Linked DNA regions of Homo sapiens: region 2 is linked to region 1. A link is an interaction called in ENCODE POLR2A ChIA-PET data of the cell type or tissue named here. Cell type or tissue: Panc1. All regions are shown on one strand.

The links. Peaks named below come from ENCODE experiments on the same cell type or tissue, not always from the same donor. Only the 100,000 strongest peaks of a DNase experiment are listed, where the experiment ranks them.
Region 2: POLR2A ChIA-PET joins it to region 1 with 6 read pairs; 1 of 35 experiments calls an interaction of 5 or more read pairs at or near these places.

What each region holds. Positions count from the first base shown.
Region 1 is chr5:123,811,492-123,816,491 of GRCh38, reverse strand. No RefSeq gene overlaps it. Among named protein-coding and RNA genes, the nearest start is that of CSNK1G3, 300 kb to the right of the region's middle. In Panc1, no CTCF peak of the experiment used is centred here; DNase peaks (open chromatin) are centred at 1,491 and 2,291; H3K4me3 peaks cover 1,459 bases; H3K27ac peaks cover 5,000 bases.
Region 2 is chr5:123,921,990-123,926,989 of GRCh38, reverse strand. No RefSeq gene overlaps it. Among named protein-coding and RNA genes, the nearest start is that of CSNK1G3, 410 kb to the right of the region's middle. In Panc1, no CTCF peak of the experiment used is centred here; no DNase peak of the experiment used is centred here; H3K27ac peaks cover 867 bases.

The DNA.
Region 1 (5,000 bases):
ATTTCTCTGTCTCTCTTTTCAGTTTTTCTCTGCATCGAATTTGTTTTTTGACAAGCTCTTTCGACCTGGGGTCAAAGACAGCCCATGGCAGCTCAGAGCACTAGAGCTAGCAGTCCTCAATGACACGGAGCCCTCTTTCAAAAGCTCCAGTAATACTCTCAGGAAATGTTCGAATGGGCCTGTTGGGTCACATGTCCGTACCTGACTCAATCACTGTAGCCAGGGGAATGGTGTACTGTGATAGCCAGGCCGGGTACCATGCCCATTCCTGGGGCATGGGATAGGGGGCCATGTGGTTTCTAGCCTCCCTGGATAAGGGAGGAACAACTACTGAAAGGAAAAGATGCTGTTGAAACAGATAAAATGCGAATGACCACTGCAGTGAATTATTTAACATTTTTAAAAATTAATATTCTACTACCCTAAATTTACTGACAAAACAGAGGCAATATGCATATTCTAAAACTCTTTACAAGGCGTATGTTTTGATTTCCTGAGAAAGCTCTAATGGCCCTTGCCAACACACTAAATGGCAGTTTGCATTGCCTGTGTGTTCTGTCATAAACATAACGTGCTTCACGTCTCTCCTCGGTTTATACATCTTCATTTTTAATTGGCCACTAATGTTTTCTGAATGTCTTCACATTCTCGCACAGTGCACTATAAGAAGGTAGATTCTACCCACATACACTCTCATAAAGATTTCAGAACCTTAGAATACCTCATCGGTTTGCACTGCTAGAAACGCTAGGTTTCCAAAGGGACACAACCAAGATCAAGAGGGAAGAAAGGAGTACTATCCCTGGCTGAACTCCAACTTTGGCCAAACATAAGCAAATAAGTAAAATTTGTCTTTGGTGTTTGCCTCCATCTAGGTTTCTATCTCTCAGAGCCCACAGAGCCAAAGCTTTTTCAAGATAACCCTTACTTCCCCAGACACACTTCTAGGCTGCTGCTAAAACTGAAGTTCCCTGAGAAACAAAAGAATGAGAACACAAAAAAAGCATTCAATGGTTTATTTTACATCATAAAGGGAATTCATATCAATAACAATAAGTGATAATTAATTAAAATTGAAAAAATTGTCCTTGTTCTGTGTTGCTTCCACTGAATAATTTATCACCGCATCACCAACCAACCCAAACATGGCCACGATATAGAAGGAGCAGTCTCTCTCCTTCTGCTTTTAATTTGGCTCTCCCAGCCTCACGTCTACCCCCAACAACCTTCTCACTCCCCACCCCTTGAATCCTGTGGCTTCATAGACATTTTAATGCTAATCACCATGGTGTTTAGCAGTTCCCTCTAAATCCTTGTCTAACCAAGGTGAAATTTGGTATTTTATCGGCTTTAAGCAACTGCTTCACAAAAAAGAGACCACATGACTTTGTTTCTGAAGAAGAGCAGATCATCCCGACACAACCTGAGGAATCTACAGAAAAACTACTCCTGACGTCTGCTCTGCATTAAGTCTCACTCCATGGCTTTGTTATTTTTGGACAGTGAAATTACAGAGTTGCATGCCAAGCTCTTCCCAACAGCAGGTTAATTTAGCTATGTCGGCTGCTAAGTTCCTATTTTATCCTGCTTGCCACTTAGTCGCTTAAGGACAAGTCTGGGTCTTTATCTCCTCCCAGGATGGCCTCCTAAGTGCTGCTTGTTAAAAATGACACAATGCCAATATTATAATAAAGATACAGCTTAAATATTTGAAGTAAACAACAAGGTTATTACCAACTAACTGCCAAATACAGGCTACTTCTGATAAGTCTTTCAAAAAAACAAATCAAAACAAAAACCCACATGGTTTTCATTTTTCACACACAGATAGGGTCATTTTAATATAACCAGAGATGGGGGGACACATTATGCAAATGTAGTAACAAATGTAAAATGATAAATTAGCAAGCAACTGTTTAATTATTACTGTGAGTAATTCCTGTAGATTGTGCCACAGCTAATGAACCTGAACTTGTCCTGGTTGACTGCAGTGTTCTGTTGAAACATTTCCGTTTGGTTTGTTTGCTGCCTCTGCAGCTCAGTGAAGTAGATAGCATCTGTTTAATGAGCTCCCACTTCATTACAGAGCTGTACTACTTACTGAGTCATTCTCCTTAAGCATGCAGGCTGTGTACTCTGCTGTTGTTTTAAAGCAAATACTAATTTATGATTACCTGTCACATTAGGCCATCGAAAATTGTACTCACACTGGCTCACATGAGCAGAATGCTAATGAGCTGATTACGGTCTGTGGTAGTGTCCCTTGCTTATAATCCACGGACATAAATTCAGATCCCAGTACAATATGGGCTCCAGAACAATAGATGCTGTTTGAGGGGAAGGAGAGGGAAGGAAAGGGGGGTGAAATCATCACATGTAAATGCACAGACTCTCTCAAAGCCGACAAACTCAGCAATGACCTAATTCAATGTGCACGGATCGTCAGAAACACCCGTTACACTATGTCACGTACAGAGGAAGATGAATGACTCTCTGGCTATTCACTCCCTGGCATGGTCATTATCTAATTGAAGTCTGATGCCCAAGCAAGGCGGATCCTGACACGGTGACTGCAAGCCTCTATTGTATGGAATAAATCCTATAGATGCGTCCTAAAATGATGCTTGCAGAGAAAATTCCAATCAATAACACTTTTCCAAATTGTAGCTTTTCATCTTAAAGCCTAATATTTACCTGCAGGCTTTAGCACAATGCTCTTTTACTAGTTTTTTTTCCCCCTCTGTCTTCCCTTACAAGCATGCCATTTGCACTTTCAAATACAATATTATGCAAAATACTTCACTAAATGTCTTTTATTTTTAGTTTATCCCCTATAATTTGCCCTCATAAATTAAAACTATGGGAAGATGTGATTTTTGCCTTTTTATTGGCAGTCTGCTCAGTTTGGTTTTTTGTTTGTTTATTTTAACAGTCCTTACTTTATTCTGCATGGGGACACCGTGGTTTGCGTCAGAGAGCTTGCTGCCCTTGCTGGTTCAGGGAGATCCACAAATACCACTTTCTTAGAAATGTGTGCACCAGTCATAATCTGTGGTTACAAATACTGCTTGAGACATCAAACGTGAGGATCAGCAATGATAGAGGTGGCCAAGAAACATTCATAATCACACTCACATCTAGAATATTGCTGCCCTTGCTAGTTCAGGGAGATCTACAAATATCACTTTACAGATGCCATGGGTTCCATCTATATTAGTCTCTGCAATGGAGATTAGAAAACCTAACCAAGGTAGCTTATATGATACACGAGAATACAAAGATTAGTCTTCTACATATCAGCCCCCAATACTCACTCTCTTTAATCCCTCTCCTCCTTTTTCTCCTCCTCCTCCTCCTTCTCCTCTTCCTTCTCCTTCTTCAAGACCACCTACTTAGAGACTACAACTTTCCCCCTAATAGAACTTAATATTTTTCAAATTTTCATTTTCCAGTGTTTCATTGTTCAGGACTTGCAACTGGGCTAATGGAAGGCAAGAATAAAAAGAAAAAAATGTCTACCTTTGATACTGTTAAAAGAGAAAACAGGTGACAATAAGCATGAGTCATACCTATGTATGCTCATTATACATTTTAAACTAAACCCTAAACCTTATAAACTTATATCATATAGTATCTAGCAGTTCTGGATATCATCTCTTTCAATAGGTGGCTATTTTATGCCTCATCTCTTTCTCACTACAGTGAGTGGAGTAGGCCCTAAACTAAAATGAAGCAAACCTGAATTCTTTTGTCCAAGAACTACACAGCACTCTAAACTATAATTCTGAGTTTGACTGCTTCACAGGTCAAAATAACTGCTAAGATTCCTTTTAATTCTACTATTTTATAATTCCACTTTCTTAGCAATCATTAAAGGAGCCCTAATCAGTATGGGTGTCCAAGACTATTAAATTGCTAATATTAATTTTAACCACATTTCTGATTTACTCTCATAAGATGAAAACAGTTCTTAAAAATTAGCAATTTTCTTCAATGCACAAATGAAGTGATATGGCTTTTCATTTCAAATGATGCCAATTTACACCATGGCAACCCTGACCCACTGTTTCCTGAAAGAAACCAAGGTTTAATTCATCCTTGTGATGCACAAATCTGATTCTAACTACACACAAATAATAAATTATTGGGCAAATTTGCATATAGTTTTTTTAATGGATCTTTAAGAATCTAGTAACCCAGCTCATGTTATTATCTTAATATGAATCACAAGATTTCAAGTCACTCAACAGAATATTTTTCATAATACCTATGTTTAAACTGCAGAAAAATGGAAGCAAATTAGTTAATTACTGTCTTCAGCTGTATGGGTGCTAACAAATTCTTTTTCCTCACCTATAATGAACTCCCAATGCCAGCCAAGATGGGGGAGCCGTGAGCAGCGTTGCAGGTTTTTTTCTGCAAAAACAAATTGCTTTTCCTGATTTACATGGGAAAAAAAGACTGAGTGCCTATTTACACACTGGATAATCCAATTTGATTATTTTGCAAAACAGTCACTTTCCCCTTATTGGCAGCACTAAGTATTGTGCAGGCTCTCAACTGGAAGGAAAAAGGATATGCATTAGATACAAGGCCACACAATGACTGTGCTCAATTCAACAAGTAAAGTGAGTTTATTTTAAAAAGAAGGTGGAGAGGCAATGAGAAACATTTGGTTGTATGTCTACAAAAAGTATCTGCACTTGATATCCACAAAGAAGACTAATATGGGGAAATCTCACCAAGACTGAAAAAAAAGGAGAGGTTTTATTATGTACTCTTATTTGGTGTGTCTCATAGGATTTTGCACATTTGTCCAATTCTCAAGAACACATTCTTTTGGGGCCAGAATAGAGATAACAGCTATTAAATATTCTTTCATAGGATGAGCCAGATAAAATATATGAAGATTTATAGATACAGATAAAGATATAGAAATATCTGTAATTCAGTCAATAACCAACAATATTTAAAATAGCTGAGCAATACCAGCAGGAAAA
Region 2 (5,000 bases), 110 kb before region 1:
TTTAGTCACATGAGATTGCCAAAGTATGTCCAATCTTCTTTAAGTTTTATTTTGGTGAATAATACTAATATATGTTCCAAAATTGTATGGATTTCTAAAATTCTAATGTCTGAGTATTTACTACAATCATAATTAAGGGTGAAGTTATTGTAAACCACGGAGATAACTAAACTTCGTCAGTCATGTTTTTAGCTATAACTGCCCAGTAAACTTTGTCATTTGTAGACCATTGTTGTCTTGCTTTGTTCCTTCTGAAAAGATAATAAAGCTATATTAGGACTTTAACAGGTTGTTAATAGCTTTGAAGGTTGTAACATTGGGATAGAGAAAGAATGTATGGGACTCATGAAGAACTGAAATATTTACAACCATCAAGCAAAACAAGTGTTAACTAAATGGACTACATGCAGAAAGTTAAAGCAACCTTTTTGACTCTTACTTGGAATATTGCTGATCCTTGTTTTGTTTTTCAGAGTCAAGAAAATTTATTTTGAACTACTTATGGCCTTCAATAATTGAGTAAGGTATACTCCTGTGAACAAATTGGAGCATGTTTGTTTCTCTCTGCCTAGTTCCTCTAGAATTTGGAAACTGTCAGTGAGCACTTTAACTTATGGCAATATAGTTGTTTGCATCAGTGGAATAAGAATCTATTTTCCTTCTTCAACAGGACACAATTAGAAAAACTGGTTATTTTAGCAAGTCTTTGACTGCAAGGGTGTGTTTCCCTTTGAGGAATCAAGCTTGACACTCAGAGCCAATAAAAGTCCCCTGGGGAGAACTGGCCTCATACCTCGGCTACACAGTCCCTGCATGGGATTAGAATCCCAAGGGTCCCCAGTCACAGAACAAGCCTACACCCACCCAATAACACTCCTGAAAGCCTAAAGACGGCCATGGGAGAGGTGCGTTGAAGCCTATTGGTGGAACAGGAGAGTTGAGGGGAAATTCCTCCACATTACTATAAGAATTCGCTGCTATGGGCTGAAGGCAGAAAGTAGAGCTAGAAAACTAAGAGAACTCCTCCCTGACCAGGCACCCCACACATTCACAGAACACCCAGCAATAGCCCGCTGAAGGTTGAGGGCAGGCAGAAGAAGGAGTGAAGTCTCTCAAAGGCATGCTGCACCTTCACTGATGCTGAAGCATCAGTGCTGAATGCTGGGTCAGAGGAGCCAGGTTGACAGAGTCTTTCAGGACCCAAAAAGCTAGGAAGGACTGCACAGGAAAACAACAAAAACAAAAACAAGACAACTCCCCAGTGATCCATAAAGTTGTCAATCAGCTTATAAAACAGAAAGAGATCTGGCATTTAGAATGCAAAGCATAAAGAGATACCTAAAATCTAGCTAGTGCTCAGATCCCAGGCACTGCAGGAAAAAATAAGTGCTGATTCCACACTCAAACCATTTAAGGTCAATAATAAACTAAATTTAACTAAAGCTGTAACACAACCCCAACTGAGCTTAACTGCAGATTAGTAGCATTCAGCCCTCCACAGTGGCAACATGACCAACGAGGTATGCCCTTTTCAGGGGGTTAATAATACTTACTGGTTGGCATATGTCAAAATGTATCATAAAACTAGTAACTGGCATATGATCAAATATTATGAAACCTGTGAAGAATCAAGAAAATGTTAACACATGGTAAACAGAGGAATATAGTCCCAAGAAGGAGGTGGCAAAATGGCCCAAATAGTTACATTAACAGAAAGAGATTTCAAAATTATCGTGATAAAATTAAGCAAAAGAGTTGTAAAAAAATTACAAATGAAAACCTTATGAGTCAAAAAAGAAATCTGAAGAGAAAGTTAAAAATATTTTGAATTGAATGAAAACAAAACCACTACATATAAATATATATAGGATGAAGCTTTAGCAGTGATTAGAAGAAACTTTATGACTTTAAATAGTTAACTTAGATGAACAAGAGAACTCAATGATGTAATTTCCATCTTAAACTAGAAAAAGAAGAGCAGAACAAACCCAAACTTAGTGGAAAGAAGTCAATAACTCTGAGCAAAAATCAGTGAAATAAAAAACAGAAAAGCAAAAGAGAAAAATCTATGAATCTAAAAGCTGATTCTTTAAAAAGATCAATAAAAATCATAAATTTCTAGCAAGACTGACCAAGGATAAAAAGACAGAAGATTCAAATTACTAGTATCAGGAATGAAAGAGGGAATATCACATAGATCTTACATATATTTAAAAAGATATTAAGGGAATGTTATAAATATGCATATGCCCATCAGTGAAATGGACAAATCTCTGTAAAGATATACAGTACCAAACTTCACTTAAAAATAGCCTTGATAGCTCTGCATATATTAAAGATACGAAATTCACAAAGAAAACTCCATGGCCAGTTGGATTTACTAGTGAATTCTACATTTAAGGAAAAAACAATGATGGTTCTCCACAAAATTTTCCAGAAAATTAAAGAGCAAGAAGCACTTTCCAACTCATTTTATGAGGTCAGCATTACCTTCTTACCAAAACCAAATATTATAAGTAAAGGAAATTACACACCAATATCTCTCATAAACATATACATATTTTAATAAAACTTATAAAAATAAATCCAACAACATATAACAAAAGTGACATAACACAAATGAATGAGATCTTTTCCAAGATAAAAAAAAATTGCTCAATATTTGAAATCAAATCAATGTAATTTATTATATCAACCATGCTAAAAACCATATGATTATCTCAATCGATGTAGAAAATAGTATTTTGCATAATTCACCTCCACCTTATGTTAAAAGTCTGTCTGCAAATTAGGAATATAAACTATTTCCTCAACTTGAATGAAATCACGTCCTTTACAGCAACATGGATGGAGCTAGAGGCCATTATCCTAAATGAACTAATTTGGAAACAGAAAATCAAATTTCATGTTTTCACCTTTAAGTGGGAGCTAAACAATAAGTATGCAAAAACAGAAAGATGGAAATAGTAGACACTAGGGACTCCAAAAGTGGAGAAGATGGGAGGGGATTGAGAGCCGAAAAATTACGTGTTGGGTACAATATTCAATACATGGGTGATGAGTACAAAAGAAGCCCAATCTCTACCATTATGCAATATACCCATGGAAGAAACATGTGCATGTATCCTCTGAATCTAAAATAAATAAATAAATAAATAAATAATACTTCTTCAACTTGATACAAGTAATGTACAAATATCCAATAGCTAACAATCATACTTCAAGGTAAAAAACTGAATTATTTCTCTTTTAGATCAGGAATAAAACAAGAACTTTCTTAGCATATCTATTCCATTTTGTCATGATAGTCCTACAAATGTAATAGGAAAGAAAAATAAATACAAAGCATTCATATTAGAAAGAAGTAATTAAATCACTATTTATACATAGACAACATGAACATTTGTGTAGAAAGTTCCAAATAACCAAATAACCTATAATTTTTTTCCAAAGTCAGCAAGTAAAATTAGCAAACTTGCAAGATTCAAAGTTAATGTACAAATATTTTTGTGTTTCTATATACCATGAACAAAAAACTTAGGAATTGATATCAAAAAGTAGATCGATATAATTTAATATTGTATCAAAATATGAAGCACTTAGAAATAAGTCTAGCAAAATATGTGCAAGATTTGCATACTAAGACATGTAAAATATCACTGAATAATCTTAAAGAAGACCTAAATAAATGGAAAAACACACCATATTCATGGATTTAAGACTAAAACTTTTTAAGATGTTATTTCTCCACAAATTGGGCTATAGCTTTAATGCAATCCAAATTTAAAAAAATACACTAATAGCTTTAATGCACGTGAAATCCCAGTCATTCTAAAATGTAAATGTAAATGAAATAATTTAGTATAAACAAAATGTTGAAAAGGAAGTAGGAAGCTGGAAACTCACACTACCTAATATTAAGGTTTTATATAAAGCTATAGTAATCAAGAAAGCATCCTATTGTAAAACAATAAATACACAGTTAATATACATAAATAACACACAATCAATAAAACATAATCAAAACTCCAGAAATAGACACACACATATATATTGGAAATTTATTTTTGACAAACGAAATAAGATAATGTAATAGGGAATGAATAGTTTTTCAACAAATGGTCTTAAAATCATTGGACATCCATATGCAGAAATAAATGTATTTTGACCCATACCTTACATCTTATACAAAAATTAACTCAAAAGGGATCACAGGCCAGAACAGGATATAAATAGGATGTTTAGGTATATCACAGTCAACGTGCTGTGAAACTAAAGATAAACAGAAAAAAATAATGTCTTAAAAGCCTTCAGAAAAAAATAGATACATTACCTACTGGTGAACTACAGTCAGAATAATAAACTTATGAGCAACAACATAAGCCAAAAGACAATAGAAAGATATCTACAAGTGTCAAGAAATGTCAAATATAACTCTATGTCTAGAAAAATAATCCTTTAAAAATGAATTCAAAATATAAATATTTAGAGACAAATCCTGAGAAAATTTCTCTCTGGTATACTGCACCACAGAAAATGCTTAAAATGTACTTCAGGCTGAAGAGAAATATTATCTAATTAAAACTTAGATCTAATTAAAACCTAGATCTGTAGAAAGAAATGTGGTAAATATAAGAATGCAAATGTATTTTTAACATATATACCATGGGATACTAAGCCGCCAAAAATGAAGAACAAGCTCATGTTCTTTGCAGGAACATGGATGGCACTGGAGGACATTATCCTTAGCAAACTAATACAGGAACAGAAAACCAAATCCTGCATGTTTTCAGTTATAACGGGGAGGTAAATGGACAGAAAGAGGGGAAGAACAAACACCAGAGCCTGAAGATAGAGGGTGGGAGGAGACAGAAGTTCAGAAAAAAAAACCAAAAACATCTCCAGTAATATGGTTAGTACCCGAGTTATAAAATAATCTGTACACCAACCCCCAACTCATGAGTTTACCTGTATAACAAACATGGACATGTACCCCTGAA